Linked DNA regions of Homo sapiens: region 2 is linked to region 1. The links are chromatin loops, found by intact Hi-C in ENCODE. Cell type or tissue: IMR-90. All regions are shown on one strand. Each heading gives the region's core, and the rest is flanking DNA. Links, peaks and the distances in the headings are about the cores only. Region 1 has its middle 58 kb from the start of DAAM1. Region 2 has its middle 26 kb from the start of GPR135.

The links. Peaks named below come from ENCODE experiments on the same cell type or tissue, not always from the same donor. Only the 100,000 strongest peaks of a DNase experiment are listed, where the experiment ranks them.
Region 2: a loop joins it to region 1, with 6 times the contacts of the local background. A loop is called at or near these places in 108 of 110 quality-filtered maps.

The regions. Positions count from the first base shown.
Region 1 is chr14:59,127,585-59,134,617 of GRCh38, forward strand. No RefSeq gene overlaps it. Among named protein-coding and RNA genes, the nearest start is that of DAAM1, 58 kb to the right of the region's middle. In IMR-90, for the core only: a CTCF peak has its summit at 5,821; no DNase peak of the experiment used is centred there; H3K27me3 peaks cover 412 bases.
Region 2 is chr14:59,435,742-59,442,774 of GRCh38, forward strand. No RefSeq gene overlaps it. Among named protein-coding and RNA genes, the nearest start is that of GPR135, 26 kb to the right of the region's middle. RefSeq lists an enhancer at 3,271-3,440. In IMR-90, for the core only: no CTCF peak of the experiment used is centred there; DNase peaks (open chromatin) are centred at 2,610, 3,690 and 3,990; H3K27ac peaks cover 980 bases.

The DNA of each region.
Region 1 (7,033 bases), core at 1,143-6,142:
ACTTTGTGCAAGTTTTCCTGCTGAAGTTCTATGTAGAAGACAAATGGAAATAAAGGACCTAAGCCTTTAAGGAATTTGGGATATACCTGGGAAGAAAAACTATATTCATAAAATCATCAGAATGTCTCTCATTTGAAATTCCTGGCCCCAATCTAATTAGGTGCTTCTAGATCTTTCCTCCTCTTAGACACTAAACTAGTCAATTCCCATCTAACCCTTAGGTCTCTATTCATCCTTAGCCTATCATGGACATGCTTTATTTACCCCTTTCACTTCTTTGACTTGAAGTATCTCAGCACTTTACATTTCTGGCGCTGGAAGGCAAAGAAAACAAGTCTTGAGGTAGCCCTTTCCCAGCGGAAACCAGGGGGACATTTCTCAACCCTTCTTCCCTGAGAGCCAAATAGTTCTGAACTCTGAGATCTTGGTAGGATGCCTGACTTGAGCCTTGCAATTCTCCCAAGGCTTACTAGACAATGTGACATTTCCCACAGAAACCCCAGCAGCCTATCTACATTGAACAAAATTTTGTAGCCAACCTTTTTTTTTTTTTTTTTTTTTTTTGGGATGGAGTCTTGCTCTGTCGCCCAGGCTGGAGTGCAGTGGCGCGATCTTGGCTCACTGCAAGCTCTGCCTTCGGGGTTCAAGCCATTCTCCTGCCTCAGCCTCCCTAGTAGCTGGGACTACAGGTGTCCGCCACCACGCCTGGCTAATTTTTTTGTATTTTTAGTAGAGACGGGGTTTCACTGTGTTAGCCAGGATAGTCTCGATCTCCTGACCTCATGATCCGCCTGCTTCGGCCTCCCAAAGTGCTGGGATTACAGGCGTGAGCCACCGTGCCCGGCCAGTAGCCAATATTAAAAAAAAAAAAAAAAAAAGAATAAAAAGGCTTATATTGCTTATATTCCCCACAACTTTAACCATTTCACAACTACATTTTAGTATGTTTACTAATATGTTATAAAAAAGAAGGGTTAGTATTCTTTATATTCTCCTCAGCTTGCCTAAACAACAACAACAACAATAATAATAGTAATCAGTAGTCTATTGTAGGGTCTTTTTCTCTATCATGCAAGGGTTCTTGTTTGGTTGTGATTAAATGAAAGTCACTGTATGAACACCACGTCTATATTACTACCATGACTCAGAAAGCTCATTAACTGAATATCTCTGACACAATTTTACATATCTCTGGAAATGACATAGTGGGGATAGGAGGAGTGGTTAGTTGTGCATTAGTCTATTTTACCACATTTACAGACAAAACAAATACTAGAGTCAGCTTACATCTACTGCTTTCTCTTCTCTCCACCATCTCTCAGATTTTAGGTTGTTTTATTAAAGTTCATTGCTGAGAACACAAAGGCTGATGCCACAGAGGGGAAAACGCCAGATCCACCACCGAACAGCTAAAGCCATATGCGCCTGCTCCATGAATGCCCATTTTTCATCTTTAGTGGGCTTCAAAGTTAAATAGCACAGACAACACAAAGGAAAATATGACCGCAGCAAAAGACAGAAACTACACTGTGGCTACAATTAAATCTTCATACCAATCATGCATTTTTAATGTGAACGTTTATGGAAATTGTCTCTTGATGTTTAGGTGGTGTTTTTCATCATTGGTTATTTATGATGCTTTGATCCTGGAAACATGAGCTAAATGAGAAAGCCAGAGAAAGGGATTCACTTAACAACGGATAACCTTGTTGTATCATAAATTACAAGAAGAAAGCCAATCATCTTTCAAGCTGCATCATCATAAACAAACTTAAAAGAAGAAGCTACCAGGATTCATGGCAACTTTTTTGCTTCCCAACCTGGAATTCCCCAGTATGTGCTGTCTGACTGGTTTCTGTTCTCTAGTAGGGATAGATCCTTTGCCATGTTGATTAGCTTAATTGTGCCATTTTATTATTTGGGATGTGAACATAGAAAAAAATTTTTCAATAAAATCGAAGAATTAATAGTTAAATGCCTTCAGCCAAGTAGAAATAGTTTAAGGGAGAGGGAGGTGATGGATATTAACATAAAATTAGGTCTGAGAGTAGAAAAAAAGAAAGGGCCTGAGAACCCCAGGAGCGAAGCTGGCTCTGAGCCTGTTCAGTTCTTCAGTGTTGATTCAGGTCTCTCAAAGTTAGACCTACAGAGGGGTCTTTATTCTGAAATATGAATGTGATATTCCTAGGAGAATATTATAAATCTGCAGTGGACGTTGTCCTGGGATTAAGCTTCTTCAAACAAATTCACCCATGTGAAAGTAACTGAACCCACATGCTGAGCCTCAAGGCGAGACCACCATTTATTTGATTGTACCTCTCCCAAATTATGTGTCTGGCCAGGCACGGTGGCTCACGCCTGTAATCCCAGCACTTTGGGAGGCCGAGGCGGGTGGATCATGAGGTCAGGAGATTGAGACCATCCTGGCTAACACGGTGAAACCCCGTCTCTATTAAAAATACAAAAAAATTAGCCGGGCGTGGTGGTGGACACCTGTAGTCCCAGCTACTCAGGAGGCTGAGGCAGGAGAATGGCGTGAACCCGGGAGGCGGAGCTTGCAGTGAGCCGAGATCGCGCCACTGCACTCCAGCCTGGGTGACAGAGCAAGATTCCGTCTCAAAAAAAAAAAAAAAAAATTATGTGCCCTTGGATGATTGCTTAGGACACATATTGATATCAATATGCTTAGGACACATATCATCCAAGAAATTCTGCCATTTTCAGAAAAGCTAATTGATGTTTGGCTCTGTGTCCTGGAAAAAAATGGATTAATCCCCACTTCACACTAGGGATAATCTCTAAAAATATTATAAACATATTGAAGATGCCTGGAGTAAATAGAAAAGCTAGGAACTTGTGAGGCAGCTTATTTCCGTATCAGGAGGAGATCCCGTGACCATTCACATGTCTAAAGGAAACTTTCCAAGTTTTGCTTTTACAAAGCCAAGAAATTTTGCACCCCATGGTAAATAAAGTGCAACAAACAAGGTAAAAGAACTGTCTTAAGTGGTCTCATCAACTAGTTACCCACCAGGGATGACGGCTCCTGGCTTCCCTCCAGCCTGTGAACAAAGCCAGACCTCCCAGATCCCGGGCCCTGCTGACGTCTACCTTTTCTTAAGTCCATTCTTTAAGCAGCATCTTCCTGCCTATCAGGCCTGGGCACCCTCCGAGGTAATGCGGAGAGCCGGAAGAGAGCTCTACAGAAAGGGGTGAAATCATTCATGGAATCTGCAGGAATTGGCATATTTTCTGAAATGGTTCCATGCATGACTTTATCACACATATTAGCTGCCCTGGCCCAAAAGGCAGGATCGTTGTCAAGACGAGATATTCAGTTCACTGCAGAGGATGAGGACTCTAATAATAACAGTTAAAACCATTTCTGGAAGGATTCTATAATAACACACTTAGCTAACCACCTTTGAATCCACATACATAACATAAATAAGTGGAACTTTTTAAAAATGAAATAAAGTCACAGTTATTTCTTATTCTGAGTTGTGTTACATGATCCTGTTCACCTTGTGAAAAATCGTCAAGCTCTCCACTTAAAAGTGTGTGCATTTCCATATACTTCAGTAAAATGTTTCCTTTTAAAAAAAAAAGGCAGAGGATTGCTTTAGATATGTTATCATCAAATTATGATCTGTAGGGCAAATCCTGCCACCTACTGCTTTTGATGACCTGTGATCTACAAATGGTTTGTATATTTTTTAATGGCTGGAAAAAATTAGAAACATATTTCATGGCACTTGAAAATTATATGAATTTATTGAAACACACTTACATTCGTTCCTTTACATATTGTCTAGGGCTGTTTTTGTGCTACAACACCACAGTTAAGCAGCTGCAACAGAGACGGTATGGGCTGCAAAGCTTAAAATATTTATATTATTATATGTTATTTATAAATATAAATATTTGTATTCATATCTGTCCCTTTACAGAAAATGTTTGCTCACCCTTGTTCTAAATTAAAGGGCAAAAGTTATAGGACAACCATATGCAGTGCATGATTCTTGATGGTCCTAGATCAGAAAAAAAAAAAATCTATAAAGAACATTTTTGGAAACAATTTGGGAAATGCAAATATGTTTTGTATAAAAGACAGTACATTTATAACAATGTTAAATTTCCTGGTGTGATAACAGTATTGTGGCTATGTGAGAGGATGTCCTTGCTCTTAGGAGATACATACTCAAGTATGTAGAACAGGAAGAGTCTAATATTTGCAACTTACTTACAAATGATTGGGGGAATATATACAAAGAGTGCACAAATGTATCACAAATGTGATAAAATGTCAACAGTCAATAAATGTAGGTAAAGGATATAAGGGTTTTTATCCTCCTATTCTTTCAGCATTTCTGGAGGTTTGCAAGTTTCCAAAATAAAAATAAATACAACCATAAAAACGATCATTTAAAAAGAACTCACCAGTCAGGATGTAAATGATTGATCAGTGGCACATGCTGAGGGTCAATTAGTTAATACAAGTGGTTTGAGGTTTGCATCTAAACCTCTTCAGCAGTTGTATTTTGGGGGTTGTCATCTATCAGCCCACAGTTCTCATCCTTGTGGCTTTTCTGAATTCTCCTTTCTGTTTTTTCTGAGCTGATTCCAGACGGCGAGGGGCTTACCAAAGATTTACTTGTTATTTGATCTCCACATTTGTAGCAAATATGATAGTCAGTGTTTATCCTGTCTTTCAAGAAACTTTTTTTTTAATTACCCACATACAATGTGTTTTTTTTGTTTTTCCTAGTGGGTCATAGAAATCCATCATTAAGTGTCATTTTGCCTTTTAAGAATTATTTAATTCCTTGAAGATTTATTATCTCTTTAATCAGAGCAGATTCTTAACACACCAGTAATGACCAGTAATGTACCAGTAATTACACACCATTTTCAACCTATATTTCATCTGTGTATTTTTATGGGAGTTTCTTTTCTAAATTATGCTTTTGTCTGTGGGCAGTAGTTTTGCGGTTTAGGAACCAGCTGATATACAGTTTATCTTGAAAGGCTACATATGGATCTGCAAGGGCTTTGAAATTCCATTCAGAAGCACTTGCAGGCAGGGACCATAATGTATTGCTGATTCTGGAATGCAGTAAATGTAATTGTCACTCTTCGGGACCAGTCCCTTGACTTCCATGTCAGGTTGGCTCATTGTAATATAAAATCCATTTTATCACATTTATTTTGTCTCAGATTGTCAAGCAGAGGCTGTGCAGGTTGTGGATTCTCAAGGAAAAGAAAACAGCATTTGTTTTATTAATAGAGTTGATGGTTTCTTCAAAGCAAAAATGTAGATCAGAAACAAATTATGCTTTGCCCACTGGCTGAGATTTAAAATATCTCTCCAACTGTCACAGAAAAGAACTAGACTTAATTCAATGTAAAATGCATGAACCAGTTTCTAAAAATAAAATTGGAAGCACTTTAGTTGCTATAAACTTCATTCCAGGAAAGTGAGTTATATGAGTATTTTATATTGTTTTATGGGACTTGGAGATTAAAATGATTTTTGGTTGACATCGTGTCGGCTTCCTATTTGAATCAGTCCAGAATGAAGCTGAATAGAATTATAGGGGAAAAAATGAATGACCATTACTGGCAGTAAAACAACCAGGCTTTGCCAATAACATTTTAAACACATATACATACACTTTACACCCCCTCCAAATTTTTTATTGGTTATGTCCACATAGACTGAAAGTTCTACACCAGTGGTTCCTCTCAAAGCTCATTCCTGATGACTGAAACTGTTTTATGGCGTGGTCAGCTCCACAGTTTGGAGGAAGGGGGCAGTAATCATCTCTCTGTGACCCTCATATCCCCAAACTCCCATTCAAAGTCAGCAATAGGTAGTATTAACTTCTTCCTCTGCAAAGATTAAGCTCTGATGGAAATGAAATATTTGGTGAGCCCTGAACAGGGCTTTCGCAAAAGGAAGTGCAAAAGTTAAACAATCAGTCATAGGTAGTGGAATAATAGTTTATATATTTTTTCTTCTTGGCAAGTTCTTTTTATTGTCCAGTACTTCTGTCGTTTCTACCGAACCTTAACGCTAGGGCTTATTATCCCAATGAAGAAGGAACACCAAAAATCCCAGCATGAACGAAAGAATCGAATAATGGGCTCGAAAGCCTATGTTGAGTTCCAAAATAGGTTTTAGGCCTATGGCAGAGACAGATTTGAAGGAGGTTGGGGGAAGGTTTCTTAAGCTCCAGAAGGAAAAATACATGAAGCACTCAGAACATAGTGTTTTACAACAAAGTCTAATCTCTGATTGCAAAAGAACTCGTCCCAAAATATAGAGAGATGATAAGAAGACTTGAGGGAGGGAGCTGGAGAGAACATGGGGAGTCAACCAGCTAAAGGGAGTTAGTGATGTGGTCTCTGTAAGAGGGTTCCACATGCTGCTCCCTCTGGGTCCAAAACCCTAGAAAAGAAGGGATGATGGAAACCTTCAGGAAGATGCAGGAAGACAAGACAGCAGAGGACTTTGTGTCTGAATTGCTGGGAGGAAGCTGCCTTCCAGGGCACCCCATGCCAACATGGAGTAGCTGCACTAAAATGGAAAGGATGAGTCAGGTTCAAGGAGAAAGGAGATGAGACCCCACCTCATACACAGATGCCACCTTGAAGGAGCCCCTGCAAGTGATCAGGGACTTGAGTGAGCACAGAGCGAACTAAAATATCAACTTGCAGAAGAGAAAGGGAGATTCTCACAGTAGAGGCTGTGGGATGGGCAGCCACAGTCAGAGTTGAGACGGAAAAATTTTGCTGAGTTTCAGAAGCTAGACAGCCACCGGCCAATGTTGAGGCAGGAACTATGGGAAAGCAACAGGGGAGACGCCAAAACCCAGCAGAGCAATGGTCCTGCAGTGAGCCTGTTGTGAGAACAGGCTTTGAGTGACAGCAACAGTGAATGCCAGTGGAGAAGTAATTGCAGATCAAAGGTTTCTCTGAGAATGTCAAGGTTATGCATAAGTCCTCCAGAGCCTCTGACCACTCCCAGGGA
Region 2 (7,033 bases), core at 880-5,879, 310 kb after region 1:
TGCCACAAAGATTGATTAGGGATGGACATATGACTTAATGCTGACCATCAAAGCAGGATTCAGGACATTTTTTCCATGGCTTTGAGGGGAAAAGCTACCTCCTTCCCCTGGCTGCTATCTCACCCACCTATTAATCCAGAGGAAAACCAGTTTGAAGATAAACTCTACACATGAGAGAGACCAGAATTTACACAAAACATAAGTAAACAAAAACACCACACTCACATTGAAACAGGGTCCTTGATCAAAATAAATCTGAAGCTTACACTACTATGGGACCAGTCTTTCTCAAAGTTCAATAGAAGAAATAAGCCCTAAGATATACATTGCATGCAATAATGTAGCTTCTGTCCTATGCAACTGGAATGGTACTAAGTATGTCCTATCCTTGGGTGAACTGAGAAAAGTTACTCAAATTACTTTTATGTTCTGTGGTTCAAATGAGGAACTCTGGTTGCAAAAGCAATTTGACTCTGCAGTTGGGTGTACTGATAAGTCAGCTTTATTGTTTAGGCTAGTTAGAGTTGGGGTTTCCATTTCTTACAGCTGAAAGCTTCCTAACTAGTATAACGATCAATCTTTCTTGCACTCCCATCTGTTGCTCTGAATGCAATTTCAACAAAATTACTGGGAAATTTTCAAAAAAATTACCAGAAAATCTGGCTCAGCAGATGCAGAATTCTGTAGGTTATCTGCTGTATCCTCACTTGATTCATTTCTCAGACATTCAAAAATGCTGAACAATGATAAAAGGGTCAATCCATAAGGAAGATATAACAATTATAAACAAATATGCAAGTAACAGGAACTGAAAATGCATGAAGGAGAAACAGACAGAATGGAAGGGAGAAATAGACAATTCAACTATAATGGATTATATACCATTATCACCATTATATACCAGTTATCCTAGGAATGCAAGGTTGGATTAACATCCAAAAATCAATCAACCACATGACCACCTCAGCAGATGCATTAAAAAGCATTTGACAACATCCAAAGCCTTTTCATGACAAAAAATCATTCAGCAAACTATTAACAGGAATAGAAGAGAACTTCCACAACCTGATGATGAAAGGCATGTACTAAAAGCCCAGAGCTAATATTTACCTGGGAAAGACAATACTTTCCCCCTAAGATCAGGAAAAAGACAAGATGTCTGCTCTCACCACTTGTATTCAACCTGAAGGTTATAGCCAGGGAAGTTAGGTAAGAAAAATGAAATATTAGGTTGGTGCAAAAGTAATTGTGGTTTTTGCCATTACTTTTTATTGGCAAAAACCGCAATTATAGCCAAATAAAAGGCATCTAGTTCAGAAAGAAGAAAAGTAAAACTATTTTTATTTGCAGATGACATATTGTATTTGAATAAGAAATCTGCTTAAAAAGAACTAATTAACAAGTTCAGTAAGTTTGCAGGCTAAAAAATAATATTAAAAACAGTTGTATTTCTATACACTAACAATGAAGAATCCAAAATGAAATTAAGAAAAGAATTCCATTTATGATAGCAGCACAATGAATAAAACACTTAGGAACAAATTTCACAAAAAAAAGTATAAAACTTGTACTCTGAAAACTACAAAAAAATGTTGAATGCAATGAATGAACGCCTAAACAAATGGAAAGACAGCTTGTGTTCACTGACTGGAAGATTTAATATCATTAAGATGGCAATATTCTATAAATTGAACTACAGATTTAATGAAATCCCTATCAAATTCCCAGCTGGCTTTCTTGCAAAAGTTGACAAGCTGATTCTAAAATCCACATGGAAATGTAAGAGGCCCAGAAACAATCTTGAAAAAGAATAACAAAACTGGAAGGCTCACACTTCACAATTTCAAGGCTTACTATTACAATGCTATTGTAAACAAGACAGTGTGAAACTGACAGAAGGATAAACCCATATCCTGGAATGGAATTGAGAATCCAGAAATAAACCCTCATATTTATAATCAATTGATTTTCAGTGAGTGTCCCGAGATAATTCAATGGGGGAAAGAATAATCTTTTCAACAAATGGTACGGTGACGATTAGATATCTACGTGCAAAAGAATAAAATTAGACTCCTACCGCACACTGTCTATAAAAATCAACTCAAAATAGACCTAAATAAAAGAGCCAAAAGAAACAAACTCTTACAAGAAAACACACATGTGAATCTTTGAGAACTTAGGATAAGCCTGTTTAGGTAGGCCAATAAAAGCACAAGCAATAAAACAAACAAAAAAGATAAATTGGACTTCATAGAAATAAAAAACTTGGGGACATCAAAGATTTTATCAAGAAAGTGAGAAGGCAACCTACAATATGACAGAAAATATTTGCAATCTTGATATATGACAGGAACTTGTATCCAGAGTATATAAAGAACTCCTACAAGTCAACAATAAAATGACAAATAACCCAATTTAGAAATAGGGAAAATACTTATATAGACATTTCTCCAAAGGAGACATATTAAATAGAAATGGCCAACAAGCACATAAAAGACATTCAACATCATTATTATTAGGGAAATGCAAGTCAAAACCACAATAAGATACCACTTCATGCCTGTCAGGGTGACTAATACTAAAAACAAAACAAAGCAATAGCCATAAGAGGTATTGGCGAGGGTGTGAAGAAACTGGAATCCTTATACATTGCTAGTGGAAATGTAAAATGGTGCAGCTGCCTTGGAAAATGATTTGGCAGTTCCTCAAAATGGTCAACCAAGTGATACCATATGACCCAGCAATTTCACTCCTAGGTATATACTCAAAAGAAATGAAAACAAATGTCCTCACAAAACTCATACACAATGTTCATAGCAGCATTGTTCACAATACCTAAAAAGTGGAAATGACTCAAATGTCCATCACCTAATGAATGAGTAAACAAAATGTGTTTTTATCTGAAAAACAGAATATTATTCAGGAATAAAAAGAAAGAAGTACTGATATGAGCTACAGCATGAATGGACCTCAAAAACATCATGCTGAGAGAAAGAAGTCAGATGCTAAAGACCACATATTGTATGCTTAATTTATATCAAATATCCAGAATATACCAATCCATAGAGATAGAGAGTAGTGTTTTCCAGAGACCGGGAGGAGAGGGAAATGCAGAGGAACAGCTAGTGGGTATGGGGTTTCTTTTTAGGTTAGGAAGTTAGATCGTGGTGAGAGTTGCACAAGTCTGTGAATAGACTAAAAACCACTGAATTGTACACTTTAAAGGATAAATAGTATGGTTTGTGAATAGTATCTCTGAGTTGTCATAAAAAAACACATTTGAACAGCTTCTACAATGTTGCTTTATCACTTGCTATCTCTCAGGCCTCATTAGCATCAATATAGTTGTGAAACGAATTTTTAAAGACATTTAATATAGAACCTCCCATTTAGAGAAATAAAATTTCAACAAAATAATGTTTAATGAATTCTGAACTTGTCATATTAGACAAAGTAAGTCAAACTATTGAAAGCATGAGGTAGAAAATCAATAAACCTTAGGCATAAAAACATGTTTCATGACGACAAAGCTTAGTTTAAAAATGTTTCATAAATTAAAAACATGGAAAACTGAAAGCTTATCAACCCTTTTACTTATTTTATTAACCTCAGATGTTATGAAAAGAACTAAAGCAGTTTATTTGATTTGGCTGAACACATATGAATTACTTAAAAATGAAGCATAGCCATCCAAATAGCATGCTTTAAATGCCTGTCCAGTGATTTACAGCTAATTGCCAAATATTATTCCGTTGCTAAATCTTTACATTTGCTTTACTAAGGTTTGCTAAATTAGTTAAAATAAACTCAAGCATAGCATATTTCCAGAATATTTTTGATAAAAGATGTCACAAACATACATTTCCTACATATTTTAAAAATATTTAATAGGAAACTATCTTATGTCATATTTCCCAGGAAAAAGATAGAGAAACAGATTTGTGTATGGGAAGTTTATTGTGCAATGGTCTCAAGATAAAAACTGTGAGACGTTAAGGAACCAGGGTTGAGCAAAAAGAGTCGAATTGTGATGTAATTGCAAAAAAACATCTCAGCTAATCCCACTGGAGCTTGGAAGCTACGCTGGCCTTTCTGAGTTGTTCCAAATTAAGGCAAGGGGGCCTGATTTGTATATCACCACACTGACCAGTCATTGGATGTGGGCTGCACCTGGGGAGTGGTCATAATGCTGGGTGAAGAAATTCCTTTCACCTGAGGGCAATTCTTGGTGAGGGATTTGCTCTGAGCCATCAACAGGTAATAATTCTGACAGCTGGGGAAATGAATGCCTTGGTCCTGAAGCAGGTATCTGAGCAAGACACCACATTATCCATTCAGTGCACCCTTTGAACTGCTCAGATCCATTTGCTTTGTATAAAACAGTCACACCACCTGCTTCCTTTTGGTTGGTCTCTTTTCCAGTGAAATTTACAAAAGGAAAGTTGGTGGAATGAAGTATAATCCCCACTGCTGCACCTGATTGCAGAGTTGCAACTAATATTCAATTTTTGAATTCTCATTACTTTTGGCTGGTACCTCCACTAGACCGGGTGGCTTGCCCATAGGGGTGACCCAGGCCCTCATTACTGTGCCATCGAAGCCCTGCTCACTATGCCCTCCTTAGGGCCAATGATCTGCACTGTTCCTTCACTGTCAACTTTAGACAGGCGAACACTAAGAGATGCCCCAGTATATCACATGGAGCAAACCTATTCTCTCCTTCCCCATTGTGGAACAGCAGTCCTGCCTCCCACAGAACCTGGGGTTGTTTGAAATGCAGTCCCAAAGCATAGCTAGGTTCTCACATCTGTGGAAGCCAGCACTTAACAGTCCACACTTCAACCTCTTGCTCTGTGTCTCACAGCACGACTATTGATGTTTCAATGTGCACTAAATAAACTGACATTTCTTTCCAACTGTATCCTCTACATCTTTTCCACATCATGTCAACAACCAGAATACCAATACAATATTTTAGAAAGGTTGAGAAGTTCTCCAAAAGCAGAGAATATGTTCAGGAGGAATGTCCTCTCCCCTTTTTGCATGTGAGCTATACTATTTGAGGACAAAATTAGTGAAAGGAGTAGCTTAACTTTTAATGGATCAGGAGGGGAACTTCATTCCATGCTAATGACATACCACTTTCCCCATAATTAGGGAGGATGTTTATTCAGCCAGGATGCTGAAAAATACATTTTAAGATATAGAAGCAGCATCTGTGTTCATACCATATTGGTTGTTGAATATTTTGACTATTATACCTGCAGTTTGATAAATTGAAGGTAAGTTGTAAGTACATAAAGTTGATTAGCCTTTTCGGCACCAAAGGCAAAAAAAAAAAGAAAAAAATCTGGAAACTACTTAGAAATTATTTGACAGCATTGACCTCAAGTTCACCTCTGTTATGGACTTAAGCGCTTTGATACACAAGAGTATTTTATTTGTTTTAGAAGAGGCTGTCAGGTTATCCATTTCATGTTAAATCCAATATTCTTTGTTTAATTTCTGATTATTTTTGTTTGCATTTATCCCAAATATTGATTTAGAATAAAATCCACTCTTGACCCTGACTTTTCTCCACTACCTATTTTTCAGGAAAATTTTTGCAAATAGGCTGATTGAGTAGACTATATAGAAATGAACAAACATCTTTTTATCAGCTCTTTAAAAAATGTGTAGACACGCAGTAATACAAAAACATTGCTCCAATTAAGAAAGCAAAAGTACAAATATGCTTACATTGAAAAACATTTTTTGAGACAATGGTATATTTTAATAGTCTAGAGTGGCTCATTTATATTACTTGGGTTTATGAGTAGAATGAGAGGCATTGTTATGGAGGATGAGAGGAATAATGTAAAAATAAAGTGAACTAAGAGTGTATTTGCAACCTAATTTACTTTATTTAAAAAATTTTGTGACTCGCCCAATCTATGTGCTTCATAAGACAACTATCTGTTTCACTGCTTTCAACCGGGGTCTAAGAGCCTGGCACATAATAGATGCTCGATAACTGTGTGTCAAACGAATAAATGCACAAAGTGTTCATTGCTCACCTAATATGCCACAATAGCAAACAACTTCTCTCTCTCCTTCTTCCTTTCTTTTGTAAATTTTCTTTATCTTCTTCTCTCCCTCCTTAGCCCCCTCTTCTTCCTTCCCTCTCCTTATCTCTCTTTAGTCTCCTCTCTGTTCTTCCCTCCCTTCTGTTCTCCTTTCAAAGTAGATCACAGAAAGATGTTTAGGAGACATTCATTAGAGAATGTTCAGTAGCACAAAGACAGCAGAAAATGTATACAGTATCACATTTTCCATCCTTTCTTTTCTTTTTTAACTAAATCTTGAAATTCTGAAGTTATGTGACTTTGTATGTTTTAAAGGGGTGTTGTCGTGTTGCATGGGTGTCTTGTGTAACTAAAACAAACTCTCCACCCTGCCCTTGTCTTATTGTGCAGTTTCTTTCTTTTCATTTTTATTTTATTTACTTATTTTTTTGAGGCAGGGTCTCATCTCACTCTATTGCCCAGGCTGGAGTACAGTGGCATGATCTCGGCTCACTGCAGTCTCACCCTCCCTGGGCTCAAGCAATCCTCCCATCTCAGCCTCCTGAGTAGCTGGGACTACAGGCACACAACACCACACCCAACTTTTTTTTTTTTTTTTTCCATAGAGATGGGGTTTCACCATGTTGCCCAGGCTGGTCTTGAACTCCTGGACTCAAGCCATCTACTCACCTTGGCCTCCCGAAGTGCTGGGATTATGAGCATGTACCACCACACCCATCCCACAGTTTCTAAGAGAATCTGACCTTTTTCAGTTTCCAGAGACAGTCTTTGTGATTAATGATCTATCTGTGTTAGTCTAAGACTCCAAGACCAATCTCCCATTTCCAAAGACAGAACTGGGAGAAACTTCCCTTTCCTCTAAAGAGGTGATTCTGTATGTAAGCTAAGAGTAATCAAAGCAAGTTAGAATGCAATCTCCTTATATCCTTGTGAGAAGGATGGGAGAGGCTCCCCACACATGAAGGTAA